Regions from separate parts of the Homo sapiens genome. Here regions 2, 3 and 4 are each linked to region 1. A link is a loop called in an ENCODE intact Hi-C map of the cell type or tissue named here. Cell type or tissue: B cell. All regions are shown on one strand. Region 1 holds the start of TBC1D19 (TBC1 domain family member 19). Region 2 overlaps STIM2 (stromal interaction molecule 2). Region 3 holds the start of SEL1L3 (SEL1L family member 3). Region 4 overlaps STIM2 (stromal interaction molecule 2).

What was found. A loop is a pair of places that touch in the nucleus more often than their neighbours do. Peaks named below come from ENCODE experiments on the same cell type or tissue, not always from the same donor. Only the 100,000 strongest peaks of a DNase experiment are listed, where the experiment ranks them.
Region 2: a loop joins it to region 1, with 8 times the contacts of the local background. A loop is called at or near these places in 28 of 110 quality-filtered maps.
Region 3: a loop joins it to region 1, with 5 times the contacts of the local background. A loop is called at or near these places in 6 of 110 quality-filtered maps.
Region 4: a loop joins it to region 1, with 5 times the contacts of the local background. A loop is called at or near these places in 15 of 110 quality-filtered maps.

What each region holds. Positions count from the first base shown.
Region 1 is chr4:26,581,580-26,586,579 of GRCh38, reverse strand. TBC1D19 (TBC1 domain family member 19) reads right to left here and starts at 2,496. Exons shown (of 21, transcript NM_018317.4): 1 at 2,288-2,496. The coding sequence starts at 2,386. RefSeq lists an enhancer at 2,179-2,268. In B cell, no CTCF peak of the experiment used is centred here; a DNase peak (open chromatin) is centred at 2,579; H3K4me3 peaks cover 1,748 bases; H3K27ac peaks cover 2,018 bases.
Region 2 is chr4:27,008,456-27,013,455 of GRCh38, reverse strand. STIM2 (stromal interaction molecule 2) reads right to left here. Exons shown (of 12, transcript NM_020860.4): 9 at 4,928-5,000; 10 at 4,454-4,692. Among named protein-coding and RNA genes, the nearest start is that of STIM2, 150 kb to the right of the region's middle. In B cell, CTCF peaks have their summits at 2,709 and 2,914 (motif pointing right); a DNase peak (open chromatin) is centred at 2,925.
Region 3 is chr4:25,861,239-25,866,238 of GRCh38, reverse strand. It overlaps SEL1L3 (SEL1L family member 3), which reads left to right and starts at 3,251. Exons shown (of 24, transcript NM_015187.5): 1 at 3,251-3,564. The coding sequence starts at 3,403. LOC102723733 (a long non-coding RNA gene) reads right to left here. Exons shown (of 2, transcript XR_427503.5): 1 at 4,086-5,000. It overlaps LOC124900688 (a long non-coding RNA gene), which reads left to right. Exons shown (of 3, transcript XR_007058092.1): 3 at 833-1,031. RefSeq lists silencers at 3,018-3,177, 3,228-3,687, 3,958-4,252. In B cell, a CTCF peak has its summit at 2,728 (motif pointing right); DNase peaks (open chromatin) are centred at 3,208, 4,048, 4,668, 4,818 and 2 weaker places; H3K4me3 peaks cover 2,760 bases; H3K27ac peaks cover 4,758 bases.
Region 4 is chr4:26,990,578-26,995,577 of GRCh38, reverse strand. It overlaps STIM2 (stromal interaction molecule 2), which reads right to left. Exons shown (of 12, transcript NM_020860.4): 4 at 88-199. Among named protein-coding and RNA genes, the nearest start is that of STIM2, 130 kb to the right of the region's middle. In B cell, no CTCF peak of the experiment used is centred here; DNase peaks (open chromatin) are centred at 207, 2,507 and 2,617; H3K4me3 peaks cover 3,533 bases; H3K27ac peaks cover 5,000 bases.

The DNA.
Region 1 (5,000 bases):
ATTTAATATTGCTAAAAATCTCGATTCTCCCCAAATTGATCTACAGATTCAACATAATCCCAATCCAATTTTCAACAATTTTTGTAGTAATTTATAAGAGGATTCTAAAATTTATATAGCAAAGCAAAGGACCTAGAATAGCCAAAATAATTTTGGGAAAAAAAGGAACAAATTTGGAGGACTTTGATCTCAAGGCTTACTATAAAGTTACAAAAAGCAAGACAGTGTGGTATTGTATGATGAACAAATAGATCAATGGAACAAAATAGAGAGCCAGAAATTTTGTGTGTGTGTGTGTAATTGATTTTCGACAAAGGTGCCAAGGAAATTAGCAGAGAAAGGATAGGTTTTTCAGCAAATCAGTAATGGAAATACTGGATATCCATATGCAAAAAAAAAAAAAAAAAAGCTTACCTTGCACCATATACAATAATTAACTCAAATGGATCACAAAATGGATCACACTTCTACATTTAGGATCACAGACCTAAATGTAGAAGCTAAAACTATAAAACTTCTAGAACAAACAAACATAGTAGAAACTTTTTTAAGACCTTGAGTTAGGCAAACACTTTTAGGTAGGGAACAAAAAGCACAAATCATAAAACAATTGATAAAAATTTATGTCACCAAAATTAAGCATTTTTCTCTTTCAAAGACCCAGTTGAGAAAATGAAAAGATAATCCACAGACTGGGCAGGGTGTGGTGGCTCACGTCTGTAATCCCAGCACTTTGGGAGCCTGAGGCAGGCAGATCACTTGAGATCAGGAGTTCAAGACCAGCCTGGCCAACATGGTGAAACCCCATCTCTACTGGAAACATAAAAAATTAGCTGGGCATGGTGGTGGATGCCTGTAATCCCAGCTATTCAGGAGGCGAAGGCGGGAGGATCACTTGAACCTGGGAGGCAGAGGTTGTAGTGAGCCGAGATCACACCACTGCACTCCAGCCAGGGTGACAGAGGAAGACTCCGTCTCAAAAAAAAAAGATAATCCACAGACTGGGAGAAAATATTTGCAAGACGCACATCTGATAAAGACTTACATCATATAGAAAGAATCCTTACAACTCAACAATAAGAAGACAACACTATTTTTTTTTTAATGGGCAGAAGATTTGAAGACTACCTCACCAAAAAAGATATAAGCACATAAGAAAATGCTTAATATCATTAGTCATTAGGGAAATGCAATAAAAGCTACAATAAGATACTATTACACTTCTACTAGAGAAGTATAATTAATTAATAAAAATAAATAAAAGACTGGCAGCATCAAGCGCTATCAAGGACGCAAAACAATTGGAACTCTCAGAATTGCTTGTGGGAATGGAAAATGATACAGCCACTTTGGAAAAGTGTGACAGTTTCTCATAGAATGAAACATTACACTTACCATACAAGTCAGCAATTCCAATCCTAGGTATTTATCCAAGAAAAAAAGAAACAAATATCCAAGCAAAATCGTATACTAGAATGTATATATCAGCTTTACTTATAATCTCTAAAACCAGAAAGCAACCCAATGCCCTTCACACAATGATGAATAAACAAGCCATTGTACATTCAAACACTGAAATATTACTCAGCAATAAAAAGGAACAGAACTACTGAAATATCAACAAAATGGATGAATCTCAAAAGCACTGTGTTAATGCCAGAAAGCAGGCACAAAATGTACAAACTGTATGATTTCATTTATATGAGTCACAAAAAGGCAAGGATCTCAATCAATCTGTGCATCCTCAGTGCCTAGCATGTTATAAAATATCCAATAAATGCTAGGTGGTGGACGGATAGACGAGGAATAATTGCAGGGAGGGTAAACTGCAAGAAAGTGATACATTGACGAGAAAGCAGAAAGGTACTTGGGGGCCCAAGTCCACCCACAGGACGGAAAAAGTGAGGGAAGGCATGGTCCAAGCTACCTTCAGTGAGTCCAGCAGCTTAAAAAATTAGACCCTGTAAATGACTACAGGAATAGATAAATGAGTAAGCGTTTCTCTGGTCTGAAAAAAAGGTGTGATGCGCCCCACCCTTCTTTAAAAATCTATTAACCACGCCTGGGGCTGAGGCAGCACAGCTTGCACCGGACAGGGAGGTGGGGTTTTTTTGTTTTGTTTTGTTTTTGTTTTTGTTTTTGTTTTTGTTTTTGTCTGTTTGTTTTTTGAGCACCAGAGCGGAGCTGGAGAGGTCAGAGGCGAGCTCTGGCTTGGGTGAGGAGGGTGAAGAAGAGACATCGCCGCGGCCCCGCCCGTCTGCATCCCTTCCCACTCGGCCTCACTTACCCAGGCCTGCCGTTCCAGCTGAGAGTACAAATTGGAGCCCTTGAGCTTTTGGACTATCTGGGCAATAATGAGAGAGAGGTCCGACTCCTCCTGCAACATTTCCCCTGCCCTAGCCCGCCAAGCCGCGGGGACAGGCCGCCGGCGCGGAGCGAACGGGCTACCGGGTCCCACTCAGGGCCAGTGACACTTCTCCGGGACCTTATTACACTGGGACTCCTCCAGCGGGCGTTACCAGGCAACTGCCGAGCCTTGTGTCCGTCCCTCTCTGGTCCCCTCAGCGCCTGAAGGCCACAGCATCTGCGTTCCGCCGGCGGAAAAAGACCGGGGCGGGGAGGACGCTTTTCACACCGTTGTTCCTGCCTTGTCTATGGTTGAAAGGCAAGAAAGCTCATTCTTTCAGAGCCACAGCGCCTCTGATGCACAAGGGGGACACGGAGAATTGTGCGTTTTACTATATAAAGGATCATTCTCTTCCACCTCTCAATTTCTGCAGAAACAGGACTGTGGCACGCAATGATACTGCGAATTACAACCACGAATTGTTAGGCTCTGACACTACCTGCGTAAACGTGTTACAGTTTCCGCCTCTGTAAAATAACACCCAGTTTGCAGGATGTTGTGATGATTAGCTGAGGTAAAAATCGTGAAGGTGCCTAGCACTGTACCATAGCACTCCATTTTACTTCATTTTCTCTCGTTTCTATTCTCTAGAGTCTTATACCAGGAATAAGTAGACAATCTCGTCTCATCTAACAACTACAAATTAACCAACAGGCATTATTTGTAGGTTTTCTGCAAAGCATTAGCAATTCAAGGATGAATAAGACATTGTCCAAGTCTTCCAGGAATTTACCGTCTAGATTCATCCTCTTCCGTATATTCATTCATTCAAGCATTTATTCATAATTCATTCAGCTTTCAACTTATTGAACATTTACATAAAAGGAACTGTGTGGGCACAAAGGTTTAATAAAATATGGTTCTTGCCTTCAAGGAAATGCACAAAAGATTTTTAGCAGAACTAAAAGTAACTGACTTAAATTATTGAATGACATCCCCAAAGGCCAACGGCACCTCCCTTCCCCCCCCAAAAAAGGCCTAGTGAAAAATACATTAGAATAACCTCACAAAAATAATCAAAATTGAGTTCAAATGTGTATATGCATATTTTAAGCAAAGCAGAAGTAGGATTTTAAGAAAACAAACCAAGATTGCTGCAAAAGCTACTCTAGACTAACTAGAAACAAAGAGATCTCATTCAATCAAATGTAGATTCTAATTCAATAGGACTCTGGTGAGAACTGGTAAACCGCATTTCTGACAAGTCCAAGAAATTATGATGCCGATGGTCCAAAGACTACATTCTGAATAGCAAAGGACTAAAGCAGGAAATAATATGAATTCAAAGGGACTGGACCCGGGCCTCTATGCACAGCACTCTGACATTTATAACACCACCATCCAGAATACTGGGATGATAAGTACAAATTCTAAATAATTTGGTAAAGTTGGTTTATCAAACCAAGTTTAGAAAGAGGCAGCCAGGAAAGAAACAAAGCACTTAAAGGCAATTAATGACAGACTCTCTAAAGTGCAGTTTCTCTACAAAACATTCTCTCACAACTCAGAATTTCTCAAAGCTGCAGATAAGTAGATATTGTCAACTCTTTATAGTCCTTCCATCTCAACTGTCCACCCATCCATGAATTCCCACCACAAACCTCACTTTGAACAGAGAGAAAGAAGAGGCAGAGAGAGGAGAGAGAGCACTACCATAACAGTCCCTTTGAGATTGAAAGAAGTGGAGTGATTAGCTGCCAAAGAGATAAAGATGCTTCAGCTGAAAAGATTAGTAGAGCGTTGAAGGGAAGGATGAAGCTGTAGAGCAGAAGAAAAGGCATAGATAGTGCCTGGAGTCAGAAAACATTCTGGCTTCCTTCCTAGTATGTACCCTGGGAATTGCATGAGTCTCTTTCCCTATCAGTTTCATTTTCTTCTCTGTATCAAGAGTGTAAAATATCCAACTAAGGAGACAGTATGAGGAACAAATGTACCAAGTATTAGACTATTAATATATATTAATAAATTAAATATTGAAACTGTGATAATTAAATAAAAATAATGCCCAGTACTATTGACAAGGGAATGGAAAGTAACTAAATAAACATAGCAACATATGTGAAAGTGCCCAGAACTATTCCTTGCACAGATGGAGACTTAAATAATTTTGTTAAAGAAGAGAACAATTATAAGCTTAAAGCAACAATTACGAAGTTTGGCTCTAATTCGGAAAGCATGTCCAAGCAAAAAAAAAAAAAGTCCCTTAATCCTAATATCTTTAAATTGTTTTTTACATACATAGAAGCAGATGTGTCGGAGTATAATTTAATTACAGAATGGTCTTTGTTCTCTATTTCCAATTCGATTTAGCAAAACTTTTCAGAACACCTGCTCTAGGCAAGAAATGGCAAGGAATACAAAGATAAGTAAGAAATGGTCCTTTCTTTCAAGAAATTTCAGTCCCAAAGGAATTATGTGGCTGCTATACAAAGAGTTATAATGATAGATAGACCACTTCAGTCTCCCACCTGTGTGTCTGGAAATTTTATTACTGTAAAGTCATTGTCTCACAAGAAACTGAAGGTACAGATTACCATCTCCATCCCACAAGGCGGAATTTGGCCTTGAAAATCTGGTGGCACATATACACCAT
Region 2 (5,000 bases), 430 kb before region 1:
CTAAGACCCCAGTGGATGCCTGAAACCATGGATAGTCCCAAACTCTATACACACTATGTTTTTCCTATGCATACATACCTATAATAAAGTTTAATTTATAAATTAAGCACAGCAAGAGATTAATAACAGATAATAAAAAAGAACAATTATAATAATATACTGTAATAAAAGTTATGTAAATGCGGTTTCCCCCCACCCCCACCTCGAAATACCTTATTGTACTCTACTCACTATTTTCAGACCACAGTTGACCACAGGTAACTAGAAACCATGAAAAGCAAAACCACATATATGGGCAGAGGGGGACTACTCTTTCATTTATTTTATGATGTTAATATAATCTTGATACCAAAATCTAAGATAGTGTCAGGAAGAAAAATTACTGGCTAATCCAATGTGTGATTAAAGATGCAAAAATCCTAAATAACGAACCAAACGCAACTCATTCTAAAAATTGTACATTGTGACAAATATAGTTTCACTGACACTTAAAGGATTTATTTAAACAGATTAAAATTCAGCAGAATAAAAAACGAATGATCACTTCAAATTACGCAGAAAAATAATTTGGTAAAATTTAATATCCACTGATTAACCAAAAAAAACCATTCTTAGCAAGACAGAAATAGAAATGACTTTCCTTAACTTAAAAGTAATCTACCAAAAACATTAAAAAAAATACTTCCTGGTGAAATTCTGGCAGCATTCTCTTTAAAGTCAGAAATGGCAATCCCTATTGCCTGCAGTCACCATTTTCATTCAATATTTTACTGGAGGTCTTAGCTTGGGCAATAAAGAGGAAAAAATCTACTAGTATTAACATGAAAAATCCAAGACTACCATAAAATACTTAAATATATGTTTCTGTATTTGGTATTCTGTATTCAGCACACCAAATCCAACGGCATTTCCTCATCAGCAACAAGCAATCTGAAATACAGTTTTATAAGAAAGGTAACATATATACCTACCAAAAATTTATTAAGGTACCTAAAATTAATCTTTTTTTAAAAAAAGCAAGACCTGCACAGAGAAAATAAATTATCAATTTTACTTAAAGATAGAAAAGATCTCGATAAATGGAATTGATTAATAATTCTCCACAAATAAATTCACAAATTCAAAAAAAAATTTTTTAAACCCAATGGAACCTTTCATGGAATTTCATAAGCTGATCTTAAAATTCAGAAGATTAGTTAAGGGTAGAAATTCTGAATTTGAACAATAAAGGAAGACTTGGTCTTATCAAATATCAAAACTTTTTATAAAACTCTAGAAACTAAAGCAGAATAGGGCCAGTGAAACAAAATGGGAGAGCTGGGAGCACTTATGTATCTATGGAGAGAAGTGGTATTATAAGTCAGCAAGGATAGAACAGGAATGAAGCTGAGACAACTGTTTACCCGTATATCAAGAGATATATTTAGATTCCAACTTCACACTATGAACAAAAATAACTTCTAGGTGGATTAAAGGGCTAATGGATTAAAGAAAAACTTAAAAACTCTAAGGAGAGCAAACAACAACCTATCATCTGTTGAAAAAGACATAAAAAACACAAATCAGATTCACAATTTGCCATTCAAAAAGCCAAAGTTTAGAAGATATTTGCAACTCTCAAATAACCAGAAAATAGAAAGAACACTTCCACATCAGTATGGAATCTTGCAGGGATTCCACAGCAAGAACAAGCAACTCAGGAAGAAATCTGAACAACAAATGCCAATAAAGGAAATGGTACTCAACCTCAACAGTCATCAAGGAAATAAAAATTTTCATAATTGTGAGGTATCATTTCATACGCATTCGAGTTGCAAAACAAGTAAATCAGGTTATTCCAAGTACTGATGAGGATACAGGCACACAGGCACCCTTATAAAACAGTGGGTATGTAAACTATTTTGAGAGCAACTTGACAATGACTAGTAAAAGGTGCCTTCCCAATGACCCAGCAGTCCGTTTCTAGGTGTCCACACAGAGAAACTCTCAAAGTTATGCACAAGGAAATACAGGTAAAGATGCTTGTTGCACATTGTTTGTAAGGGCCAAGAAAGTAGAAAGTAGAAAAACGGATAAACTATGGATTTTTAAATACAATAAATAAACATATAAGTTATGGTTAACTCATTAAGCAGTGACTTTAATTCATCTCTACATAAACATGAAAAAATTTTGAAACATAACTTTTGAGCAAAAAGAGTTGTAAAATATCACCTAGTTTGATAACATTTATATACACTTCTAAACACGCAACCATTGTATATAATGTTATGGATATATATGTATGTAATAAAAGTACAACAGGCTTTAGCATAAGTCACAACTTTAAAACAGTGGGGAAGGGTAGGCAATGTGGTTTAAGTGTATTTGTAATAGTTTATTTCAGAGAAAAAGATAAAGAAAAATGTTAAAACCTGTTTATCTTTTTGGTAGGTGGGCATATTATTTTCAGTCACTTTAAGTGTGTGTGGATGGCTTTATAGGAAAGTTTAAATAAATTGTTATCACATTCTCACCAAGGAAAGCATTTAGCAGATATTTAAGAATAGGAAAAGACATTTTAAAAAGTAATAGGAAAACAACACCCATTCCCCTATCTACACAGAGCTAACCATTGATATTTTCTGTGTTTTTTCTTTCCATATAATTACACATAGACAATATTATTCTGTGTATATTGTTACAACCTTTTACTTTGTTCTTAACATACTACAGGCATGTTTCCTTGTCATTATTTCAAACTTGTAAAATTTACACATATCCATGGTAAAAAAAAAATTTTAACTGCTCAGGAGGGTATAGAAATGAAGAGCCTTCGTCCTTCCCTAGACTTCTATTGCCGAGAGTTTCCCATTTATCAGGTCCAGAAATTAGGCTTTTGTAACTAAGCAGAGTGGAGTACCTCTGTGGTGCCACTGGGTGGAGGCAGAGCTCTCAAATTGTAATCTTTGACATGAGTTATTTTTTAGAGATAATAAATCTGATCACAGCATTTCTTTCTTTTTCTTTTTTGAGACTGAGTCTTGCTCTGTCGCTCAGGCTGGAGTGCAGTGGCACAATCTCGGCTCACTGCAGCCTCTGCCTCCAGGGTTCAAGCGTTTCTCCTGCCTCAGCCTCCCGAGTAGCTGAGATTACAGGCGCACACCACCACGCCCAGCTAATTTTTGTATTTTTACTAGAGACAGGATTTCATCATGTTGGCCAGGCTGGTCTTGAACTCCTGACCTAGTGACCTGCCTGCCTCAGCCTCCCAAAGTGCCGGGATTACAGGCCACCGTGCCTGGCCTGATCACAACATTTCTAAAACATTAAATTTAAAATCAACTCTTGTACTTTTTTCTGATTTAAAAGTTTAAATTTGCCTGTATTCCACAATCACTTAAAACTAGAATAATTATTCACATTTAGTACAATTGTTTCCTTTTAACGGACATATGGATATCCAATACCTCTGCCCCCAACCCAAAAAGTGTTTTTTAAAAAGCAAAGAAAAAAACTAGTTAATCTAGATAATGCACTTTCATGCACAATTCAGATATTAAACACGGATTTTAAGGAGGAAATTCAACTTTTAAAAGCTATAGTTTTCAAACAAAAGCGTGTACTTATGAATCAGTGTTGCATTTGGCAAGCTTAAGTGCATATAATTCAAATAAACAAATACAAACTGAGAATATTCTAACTGCAGAGCTGGCCCAGATCTAGACATAACTTTGCAACCGTCATGACCTTGCAGTGTGGAGCAAGTGAAATGAATGCAGTCACACACTTCTAGTTTTGCTGTATTTACAATCTGTCCACTCTTCCTGCCTCTTTTAAGAGTTGAGTGCCGCCTCACTCTCCTTGCATTAACTGTCTGCTGTCAAACCAGAGAAGTAAAACCAGCAAAATAATACAAGTACATACCTGGAGTTAGTTAGTGGTAGAGCTAGGATTCAAATCCCTGTTTCCAAGATCTTCCCCTAATTTTTATTCCTACTATACATTAAGCGGCCATTTGAAAGGATATTTTCCCTGAATGCTCAGCACTTCATTCCCACACTGATTTGGCATTTATAGTGTGCTATCTTTACTGTCAATTATGTTTTTATATGACTCCTCATTTCAATTTAATTACAAGCAATGTTTTAAAAAAAGTCTTATATTCAACAATATAATGTTATATATAACAGTTGCTCAAATAAACACTTAATAATCAAATTTATAAAGCATTCAGATTTCTTTAAAGTGTGTGTATAAATATATAATATAAATATACACAAAGTATTGATATATGCATTGCATATGGTATTCTCAAATAGTAAATATTTAAATTACTAACAAAAAGAAAGAGAAAATGAAGGATAAACCCAATTTTTTCTCACAGATTTCGAAGTACATGATTCCTAAAAGGACATAGGAGAAAATTACTTTAAAACCTGTACCAACAATTTTTGTTGAAATTGCCACTTACCGGGAAATTGTGACACTATTGGGGGTGTGTCTTCATCTAAGTCATCAACTCCTCCAGCAATTGGATAGGGTGGAATGGAGACTCTGGGCATCACCACCCAGCTGTGATCAGAATAAAGGGAAGAGGTCAGGCTGGGGAGTCCTGAGTTATGGGCTATCTGAAAGCCACAGATCTTCTCAATTTGTTGCCAGCGAAAAAGTCGTTCTCGTAAACAAGTTGTCAACTCAGAGAGAGCTTTCCTGGAAAAGCCAATAAAGAAATTACTTACTGCATCAAAAGGTCTTTAATATGGCACTGAAAAAAGGCAATACATGAACAGACCATGGCAATTAACTAATTTCAAGAAGAAATAACCCACTCTTAAAACTAATGTAAATTATGTAATTATATAAATGATAAATATAAATTGTTCACAAATTACTCATTTTAACACAATAAACATAAATCAAATAAAAGTGAAAACAACATTCTTACTTTGCTTCCAGAATTTTGTGGTCTACCTCATCTAGGGAGGAGCTGTGTGCAACGTGCAGAGTCCCAAAGACTG
Region 3 (5,000 bases), 720 kb after region 1:
ACCATTTTGGGCCAGGCATGGTGGCTCACGCCTGTAATCCCAGCACTTTGGGACGCCTAGGTGGGTGGATCACGAGGTCAGGAGTTCAAGACCAACCTGGCCAACATGGTGAAACCCCCATCTCTACTAAAAATACAAAAATTAGCTGGGCATGGTGGCAGGTGCCTGTAATCCCAGCTACTCTAGAGGCTTGAGGCAGGAGAATAGCTTAAACCCAGGGGGTGGAGGTTGCAGTAAGCTGAGATCACGCCACTGCACTCCAGCCTGGGCAACACAGTGAGACTCCGTCTCAAAAAGAAAAAAAAAAGAAAAAAAATTTCAGAGTCTCAGAACATCTCACCTGGAATGCTATGATGTGCCACCTAGGCATGCAGATGCAGTCCTTTCTCCAGCCCCTCCCTCCAGGCCTCTGAAGTCTCCTCCTAGGGGCGGGCCATGATGAGCTCAGGACTCTGTGCCTTTGTCCTTTCCCGTGTTGAGGTGTGGAATTGGTCCCTTTCCAAGGGCATGTGATAAACTGACTCACACCAAGGCAGTAATAAGGGAGGCCAATCTCCCCCTGGGGCCTTCGACTTTTAGTGGAGTATTAAAACTTAATTTAAACTGATGAATTGTAATGGTGAGATTTCAAGCCCTTCCATGGGACAATGGGAAGATATATTTCTTTTTAAATAAAGGGCTTTCTTCTGAAATCAGACCACGCCCTTTCAATGACTGACACAAACTGCTGGAGAGACGCAAAAGTAAGAGCTGATTCTGTCTTCTGGATCAAAACGTCCCACTCCCCCGTGAAAAGAAATCTTGACTTTTTCTCTCCCCCTCTCCAACACAGGATGAAGCAGTTAATCCCACCACCTCTAGCTCAGGATGAGAGAGCAACTCACACATCCCTCTTAGAAGACCAAACTCTGGCCGGTTTTCTGCATGCCTGGTGCTCCTTGCAGAAACAGAGCCTTCCTGCCTACCTCTGGAATCCTGGGGCCTCAGGTGGTGCCCAGTCCACAGTAGGAACACAATAGGAGATGAGTGAGTAGGGGAGAAGTGAGCAGTTGGATATGGCAAGTTAGAAACAGTCCAGCCTCCAGTGGGGCACTCTGCTTACCTACACTTAGGTAAACCCAAATCCTCAAAGCTCACAAGGCCTTGAAAACTCCCAATTCCATGAATCCTGATTACAAACAACCCCGAGGAACCATTTAGCTCCCCGAAGACCAACAGAATCTGTGTACAATGTGGGAGGAGAGAAACTCCGGAGCGTGGCCCAGGAAGACAGGTGGCAACCCTAGAAATGCTGCAATGCCTGTTGAAGCCCCTTCCCCCTGAACTGGCCGACAATTTTCCTTCCATATACATTAAAAGCATAGTCTGTATTTTGACCTGATGGAAAAGATATAGACAGGATCTGGGACAAAGCCACCAAATCTTTTGTTCCCTTGGACACTCGATAGAATAAATGTTTTCCACGTCACACAGAAGAATGTTAAGTGCTTTGTTTCTGCAGAAGTGGAACAGAGATAGTGGGAGCATCTGTCAAAACCCCCAAAATGCTTTAATGTGGTGGCAGCTGGCTGGGAGGAGCAGGAGCCCAGTTCCCTAAAAGCCAATAGTTCTGGAAATGGAGGAGGGCTGTTTGAACCAGCGCGTTAACATCACCCAGGAGCTTGTTAGAAAGGTACATTCTCAAGTCCCTCCCAGGACCAACTGAGTCAGAAATTCTAGGGCTGAAGTCCAGGAATCTGTGTTTTAACAATCCCTCCAGGTAATTCTGAAGTTTGAGAACCGGTGGAATAAGGCCAGGGAACTCACACAAGGCCACAGCTCTTAGGTGACCTAAAAAAAAGTGGACGACAGCTGAGGAGCCACCATGCCTGGTGTGGCCAGGCCTGTACTGAAGCAGCTGAGGGCGCGTCCACGCCCGTCAAACCATCCCGGGCACCCCGTCTCACCACCAGCCTCTCCCCGACGTCTGTTGTGACTTGACCTATGCTCGTGGCACAGGGAAAGGGCTGTGGCCTCTCAGGCTCCCAGGCTATTATTAGTTCCAATCCGCACAAATCTACCAGTGCTAAAGGGAAGCTTCTGCGAACTTTGGAAGGTGGATTAACTGTTTCAGAGCAGCAGCTGCGGGCCCAGATAGTTGTCGGAGCCGCTAGACACAGCCAAGCGCTTCCCTGAAAGCCAAGGCCGGCGGCGAGCTGGTGGTCCCGCCGGCCGGAGGCCCCTCCCCGCCAGGCCGCAGAACCCGGGTCGGAGAGCAGCCAGTCTCAACCTGCGTCCCCAAGGCCGAGGATGTGTCCTGGTTTTTTAAAAAGCTGTTTGCGCACTTCCAGGGCCTCACCCCTTTCATTTGGGGCTCCAGTATTACTGTATTGACCTAATTAATTCATTTTTTTCTCAGTCCAAAGTGGAAGCCGGAGCACAGGGATGCAAATCAAATACAAACCCGTCCTGGGTGCCAATACTCTGGACAATTAAAACAAAGAGCGCAGTGGTGGCGGTGGCGGCGGCACCACACAAAACCCTCGGGAAACATCCAGAACGTGCCGCGAACCAGCCGGCAGGGTGGGGCGCAGCCCGGCTGCAAACATGCCAGCAAGGAGGCAGTCCCAACCCCGCAGGTGGACAGGTGGAGGTTGGCAGGGGTCAAAATCCATCCTGAAGGCCTGGGAGCCGGGCAGCTGCGCGGCACAACTCCAGGGGGCACACTCGCCCTGCGCCCTGCGGGAATGGCGCCCCGGCCAAAAAAGCAACCAGACAAAAACCCATTGCACGGGCGGGAACTGGTCTGTGCGACCCGCAAAAGGGGTGGGTGGGAGAGGAAGAATGCGGAAGCGAGGAAGAGGATGGGAAGGGAGAAAGAGGAAAGGGAGGAAAAGGAGAAAGTGAAAAAGAGAGGGGGTTTGGGAGCGCGAGGGGAGAAGGAAGAGGGAGCCGGAGGGAGAGGAGGGGGATCGCAGAGAGCAGGAGCGCGGAAGGGGGGCGGGGGAGGAGCAGAGAGAAAGGGAAAGGGGGGTGCGCCGGGGCCCAGCGACCCGGGCGGGGGGTGGCGGCGGCCAAGGGGCGGGACCCGGGTCGGTGCCCACCTGCGTGGGCGCCCGCTGCTCCGAGGGGTGGAAGCCCGGGGGCCAGAGGGAGCGGCCGGGAGGAGGGCTGGGCAGGGAGGCAGAGGGGAGGGAGGGGACGGGGACGGGGAGGCGGGGAGGAGCCGGCGCTCGGCTGGGGCTGCGGGGGCGGCGACGGCGGGAGCGGCAGTGGCGGCGGCGGCGGGTCCGGAGGTGGCGGCAGGTGGCCCCGCGCGCGGCGGCCGGCCCGGCCGGGGGCGGGCGGGAAGGTGGCGCCTCGGGCGGGGGCCGGTCCCTGCACCAGGTGACCTGTTCCGGCCCGGATCCGGGCGGCCTCGCCATGCAGCGGCGCGGCGCGGGGCTCGGGTGGCCGCGGCAGCAGCAGCAGCAACCCCCGCCGCTCGCGGTCGGCCCCCGGGCCGCAGCCATGGTCCCGAGTGGCGGCGTCCCCCAGGGCCTCGGCGGCCGCTCTGCCTGCGCGCTGCTCCTGCTCTGCTACCTGGTGAGCGCCGGACCCTGCCCGGGTCTTCCCCTCCGCGCGGGGCCCCGGGGACGCGGGTGGGGGCGGCCGGGGACACCCGCCACGCGGGGCGGGGACGCCGCTGCTAGTTTTCTCTCTTCCTCGTCGCTGCGCCCCGGGCGTTCCCGGCACCTGGGATAGGTACCCCGGGCGTGGAGAGGGGCGCTTGGACCGGACTTGCCAAGCTGCTCTCTCGCTCGTGCTCATTCCTTTCCCTCCTGGACTCTCTCTAGACCCGGGTCGGGTTACCCTCGAGACCCCTTCTTGTCCTCGACTCCACCCGGGAGCCTCGCCGCCCGGAGTTCGCTCCCCGCCCCGCCGCGCGCAGTCTCCAGCACCCCCCAACCCCCCACCCCTCCTGGGCTTCCCTCTCAATCTTCTCGCAGCTCCTTTCCTTCCCGTGCCCAACTTCGCCTCTTACTCTCGGCGCCCGCCACCCGCGTCGACCCTCCTTTTAGTTTCCACCGGGTCCTCCCGGCCCGGACAGTTTTCTGCCAACGCACCTCGCATCTCCAGCGCTCTTCAACTCCTCCTTGGTCACTCCAGCCAAGTTGCGGATGCCGGAAAGAAATCTAGTTCTCTGTAACACGCTTACCGCCAGAGTGGTGACTTTAGCTGCGTCTTGAACATTGTCATTTCAGAGAATATGTTTGGCTCATGCATGTCAGTTTGCAATTTGCACACTTCTTGGCTTCTGTTTTAGTCATCAACTAAAGGGCAGTAACCTATTTTTCAAAACCCATTTATTTTAAATACCAGAGTAGCTGAGACCCCTCAGAACAAAGTGGGGAGAAATTTTCTCAGTTCCTTTGAGGGCTTGCTTGCTTCTGTTTTGAGTTCTCCTAAACAATAGTAAATTTACAGAAGGCGACACCCTTCCTGCCCAGAGTAACTTATGTTCCACAATCCTGCAGAAACCTTGGGTTATCTCGCCATATATTACTGTAAATAAATGAAATGGAAAATGCTGAATCATGAAACTGATGTAATAGGAAATTCACAGAATGCCAAAAAAAAAAAAAAAAAGAGCAGTGTCATTGTCCAGAATTCATTTCACTTATGTGGCATTGTCATTATTTGGAGTCTTTCTTTTTGGAAGCTAAAAACTGCTTAGGAGATACTGGCAGAAATTAGAATTTGATTCTGAAGAAATTTGCCACTCAGCCCGTTTCTTTTAACGTTTTTTACTTCTTGAATGTTTCATTTCTTGAAGCAAGAAGGTGTAAAAATGCAAATTATAATTCTGCCTGTGCATCTACCTGTTGAGCAATCCGTGCTTTTACTCATATTTCAGAATTAGCCAATATCAAATTGTGTGGTTGGGCTTACTTCATATTTTCATAAGAAGTTGTCAGTTAACATGAATGATATTTTTTTGCCCAAGAGATATTATTATTTAATATTTATGCCACAAGGTT
Region 4 (5,000 bases), 410 kb before region 1:
AGTAACTTGTAGATTCAGTATGGGGAAATGACATCTAGCATATAATTCTCCCTGAGTGGAAAATACATTTGCATAACAAAGACTCACCTGGGAAGTGTCGTTCCTTTGACATTGTTGTCTCTAAAATTCTTCTCATATTGGGGTAGTTCAACAAACTCTATCAACCACTGAAGAGTGTCTTCAAGGGTCCAATTATGAACTGCAGGAGATAAAAGGGGAATGCATATTTTAAACACACCTGCTTTCAGAAATACATATTCTATAATTTCAGAGAATATAAAGATATTAGATTGCATTTTCAATTTAATCAACATTAAGTACCAAAACTGTATCTAGCACTCTATGAGAAGAAGAAAGCCTTACAATCAAAAACAGAAGTGATAGTAAAAGCAATTAGGACAAAGATTAGCATGATTAATTCGAAAATAAACACCTATACAAGTTTGTAAGAATGAAATAATCTATCATTTTTCTGGTTGTAGAAAATTACCAGATACATACTTGTTCATTCTTTCATCTAGCCATCCACCCATATAGTATTGTAATACCGAAAACATTCTGAATACCAGATTTCATTCTAAGCACTGGGCATATGGCAGTGAATAAAACGGATAAAGTCCTTGTATGGAACTTAAATTCCTTTGGGTTTGGGGAGGGGCACTTTATGAAAGAAGGAAGAAGAGGAAGGGAAATTTCAGATAGTGATTAACTTAAGAAAAGCAGGAAAGATGTCAGGGTAAGCCTCTCTAAGGAGCTGACATCTGAGACCTAAAAATTGCAAGGAGTCCCATTGTGAAGACATGGGTGAAAAATATCCCAAAGAGAGGAAAAGGCTGTAAAAAAAAGCCTTCAGATGGAATGAACTAGCAGTGTTTGAGAGACTGGCAGAAAGTCAGAGAGGAGCTAGGTCATGAAAGGCTTTCAAGAACTCTGGACAGTTTTCTAATTTCAATAAAAAGAAGGGGAATAATCTTTTTTTAGAATGTTGTTCTTCAATGTGGAGAATAGATTGTTCATGATAAGACTAAAAATGGTCCAGTCTTATCATGAAATACGGAGAAATAAGAAGACCATTCCTTATATAATTGCCTAGACAGGAAAGGGTCATCATCTTAGACTATGATAGTAGTAGATAAGATGACAACAAGGAGTCAGATTCAGGATATATTCTGGGGATAATGCTATTAAGATGCGCTGATGAAATGGACAGGGGCTGGTAGCTAAACAAAAGCCAAAAGTACAGAGGGTGCTACCATTAACTGAGATAGAAAAGAATGGGGAGGAAAAGATTGGGGAAACGAGCAGGGGCCGGTGACAGAGATCAAAAGTTGTTTTAAGACACGTTATGTTTGAAGTATGCATTTGACATTTAAGTGTAGATAATAGAGCAGCAGTCAGATCTGCAAGTCTGGAGCTTAGGAAAAAGTGAGGTTAGGAACAGAGGTATTGGTGGGAAGTCACCAACATACAGATGATCTTTAGACTAAATGACATCAACCAGAAAAGACAGCTATTAATAGATTCTAGAAGACTGGACCTAAATCAAGAATAAAATAACTAGCATCTCTTCTCCTGGATATTTATTTTAAATTAAGTCCTTTGTATGCATTTTCTTAAGTCTTAAAAAAAACTTACGAGGTTCTAACATAATTATCTTTATTTTGGAAGTTAAAAACTAAAAAGCTAATGGAACCAACAAAGTAAGCAGCAGGACTGGATTTGAACTCAGGCAAACTGTTCACAGAACAAAACTTTATACTACTCTGAAAGTAGTAATACTAAATAACAGTAAAGATATAAACAAGCAGTTAAGCGCTGGACGCAGTTCAGAGGTTTCTGCTTATGAAGAGTAATGATGAGTTTATGCAAAGGGAAGGATGTAAGTGTGCTTACAAATGAATAGTTCTATACTGTCTGCATTTAATTTGAGGGTTAATGCTTATAGACTACAGAAGAGATCAAGGGAGAGTGAAGAAAACGTGAGCAATAAAAGCAGATCTGGGAATCCATCTGTATATAAATAAATCTGAAAAAAATCTTTCTGATAAGCTACATAAAAATATGAATTCATACTTGCAAGCAAAGCTAGGTTTCCATCAATCTGCCTTTTTTATTAAGTGTTCTTTAGAGAAAAAGCTTAAATAAACCACAAACAAAAACCAAAAACATTTAAAACTAGATGTGGTAACTGATAGTTTTATATTGAAACAAAGCCTTGACTGTTCTCCCCTTCATGTGTTCCTACCATAAAACCTGGACATGGGCCTGAGGCTGCTGTATCCATTTAACCAAGTAACAGGATGTCAGCTGAAGGTTCAGGCCCTGGGTGTTTTCCACTGAATTTAGTGCATTCAAAGTAGACTTTTTACTCTTAAGTTTCTTCCTATTCAAGATGAACTGCATTGAGAATTGCCCTGTCCTCACTGCCAAAAAACTCATGGTGCAGCTGTACCTCACACGCCCACACAAAATCCCCAGCCAAGAAAACAAGATAAGATTCTCTCTATGACTGTTCAACAGTGAAAATTCCTGATCTAAACACTTCAGCACATCAAAGTCATCCCACAATTTCCAGTAAGTCAGTACAGAAAGGAAGAAAAATCAAATGAAAAAGAACATATTAAAACTGCCCAAATCTTAGTAATACTCTGCTTAGCAAATTGAAAATTGTAGTGGTCTTGACAACGAATCTTTAAAACAACAGATCTAACAGAACCATTTATTTTGGGGGGAGATTCACTTCTCCTTTTGCTGTGGTTTCCTTGGTGATACTTAGTAAACACCTTCACTTCTCTTCTCATGACCAGGACTTGCATTTTTTATTAGCATTCTCTGTTCCAAATACTCTAGTTGTCTTTCATTTCTTAGGACAGATCATACTATGTCCTTCTTCAGGGCCTCTGTACGTGCTGTTTGCTGAGTATAAGCTCCTTTTTGCTATCCCTCCACCTTTTTGTTTCATTAAACCTTCATATCTCAGCTAAAACTTTAATTCTTCAAGTGAACCTTTCTGAACATTACTATATAACCTTTTTTTTCCTTTTTTTGTAGAGATAGGGTCTTGCTATGTTGCATAGGCTGATCTCTTGAACTCCTCTGCCTCTCAAAGTGCTGAGATTACAGGTATGAGACACCACACCCAGCCCCTGATTATTAATCCCTTAGTAGCTTTTATGCATAGCATTTAAATAACTATAACTACTTATCTGTATGATTGTTACTTCAACAACTGTTTATTTCAGTAAAGTATAAGTCTTCTGCTCATCACTCTAACCCTAGCACTTGGTATAAAGGCACTCAACAAATTATTTGTTGGATGCTGTTGAATGACGTAGAACATGTTTAATTAATAAGTCTTATGAAAATCTAATTTTACATTTTAATGGTGAGACAAGGATTTGTATGTATAAGAAATTCTTTTTTAACATTTTCTAAATTTCAATAGCTTTTGGGGTACAAGCGATTTTTCATTACATAAGAAATTCTTGATGGTAAAAGAATTACTCATTTAAGAATTATCTGGTTCCTTATTACCTGCCTCTCACTGATCTTTTATAGATGCTGTTGCTAAACAACACTTCCATCAGAGGGCAAGCAGAGAGAGATACACCATTCCTTTTAAAGGTATCTTTCCCAATCTGCAGAGCTACAGAAATGCCAGCTTCTAAAATGTTAACTTATATTGTTTCTGCTTGAAGTTGTGGCCAGTGCTACAGGTCAGTGTCTCAAAGGGATTTTTGGCAATTTATTCTAAGACTAATGAAAAGAACTCTGGAATGGAAACAGACCTGATTTTACTCCCAGCTGTGCCACTGATTCAGGATAATATCATAGCCACATTATTTAACTACAGCTCAGATTCTCTTTTTTAAATTGATGTTATACATATGTTGGGAGTACATATGGTATTTTGATACACGTATACAATGTGTGATGATCAAATCAGGGTAACTGAGATATCCATCACCTCAAACATTTATCTTTTCTCCATGTTGGAACCATTATAATTATCTTCCAGCTATTTGGAAACACACAATAAATTACTGTTAACTTTAATTTCCCTACTTTAGTATCAAATACTAGAACTTATTACTTCTACCTAACTGCATTTTTGTACCCATTAACCAACTTCTCTTCATTCCCCTCTTCGCTTCCCAGCCTCTGGTAACCACCATTCTACTCTCTACTTCCATAAAATCCACTTTTTTAGCTCCTATATCTGAGGAAGAACGTGTGATATTTGTCTTTCTGTGCCTGGTTTATTTCACTTAACATAATGATCTTCAGTTCCATTTTGCTGTAAATAACGGGATTTTATTCTTTTTTATGGCTGAATAATATTCCATTGTGTATACATACCACATTTTCTTTATCCATCCACCTGATGATGGACACTTAGGTTGATTCCACATCTTGCCTATTGTGAATAGTGCTGCAGTAAACATGAGAGTGCAGGTATCATTTGGAACAATGATTTCCTTTCTTTTAGACATATATTCAGCAGTGAATCTGCTGAATCATATGCTAGCTCTATTTTTAGTTTTTTTGAGAAACCTCCATACTGTTTTCCTTAATAACTGTACTACTTTACATTCCCACAAATAGTATGTAAGAGTTCCCCTTTCTCCACACCTTCAACAGCATTTGTAATTTTTTGTCTTTTTGATAACAGCCATTCAAACTGGAGTGTGATAATATCTCATTGTAGTTTGGATTTGCATTTCCCTGATGATTAGTGATGCTGAACATTTTTTCGTATACCTGTGGGCCACTGGTATGTCTTTATGCCTACTCAGGTCTTTTGCCCATTTTTTACTCAGATTATTTGTTTTTCTGCTATTGAGCTGTTTGAGTTCCTTATATATTCTGGTTATTAATCTCTTGTCAGAAGGATAGTTTGCAAATTTTCTCCCACCCCATAGGTTGTCTCTTCACTTTGTTCATTGTTTCCTTTGCCATGCAGAAGCTTTTTAGCTTGATACAATCCCATTTGTCTGTTT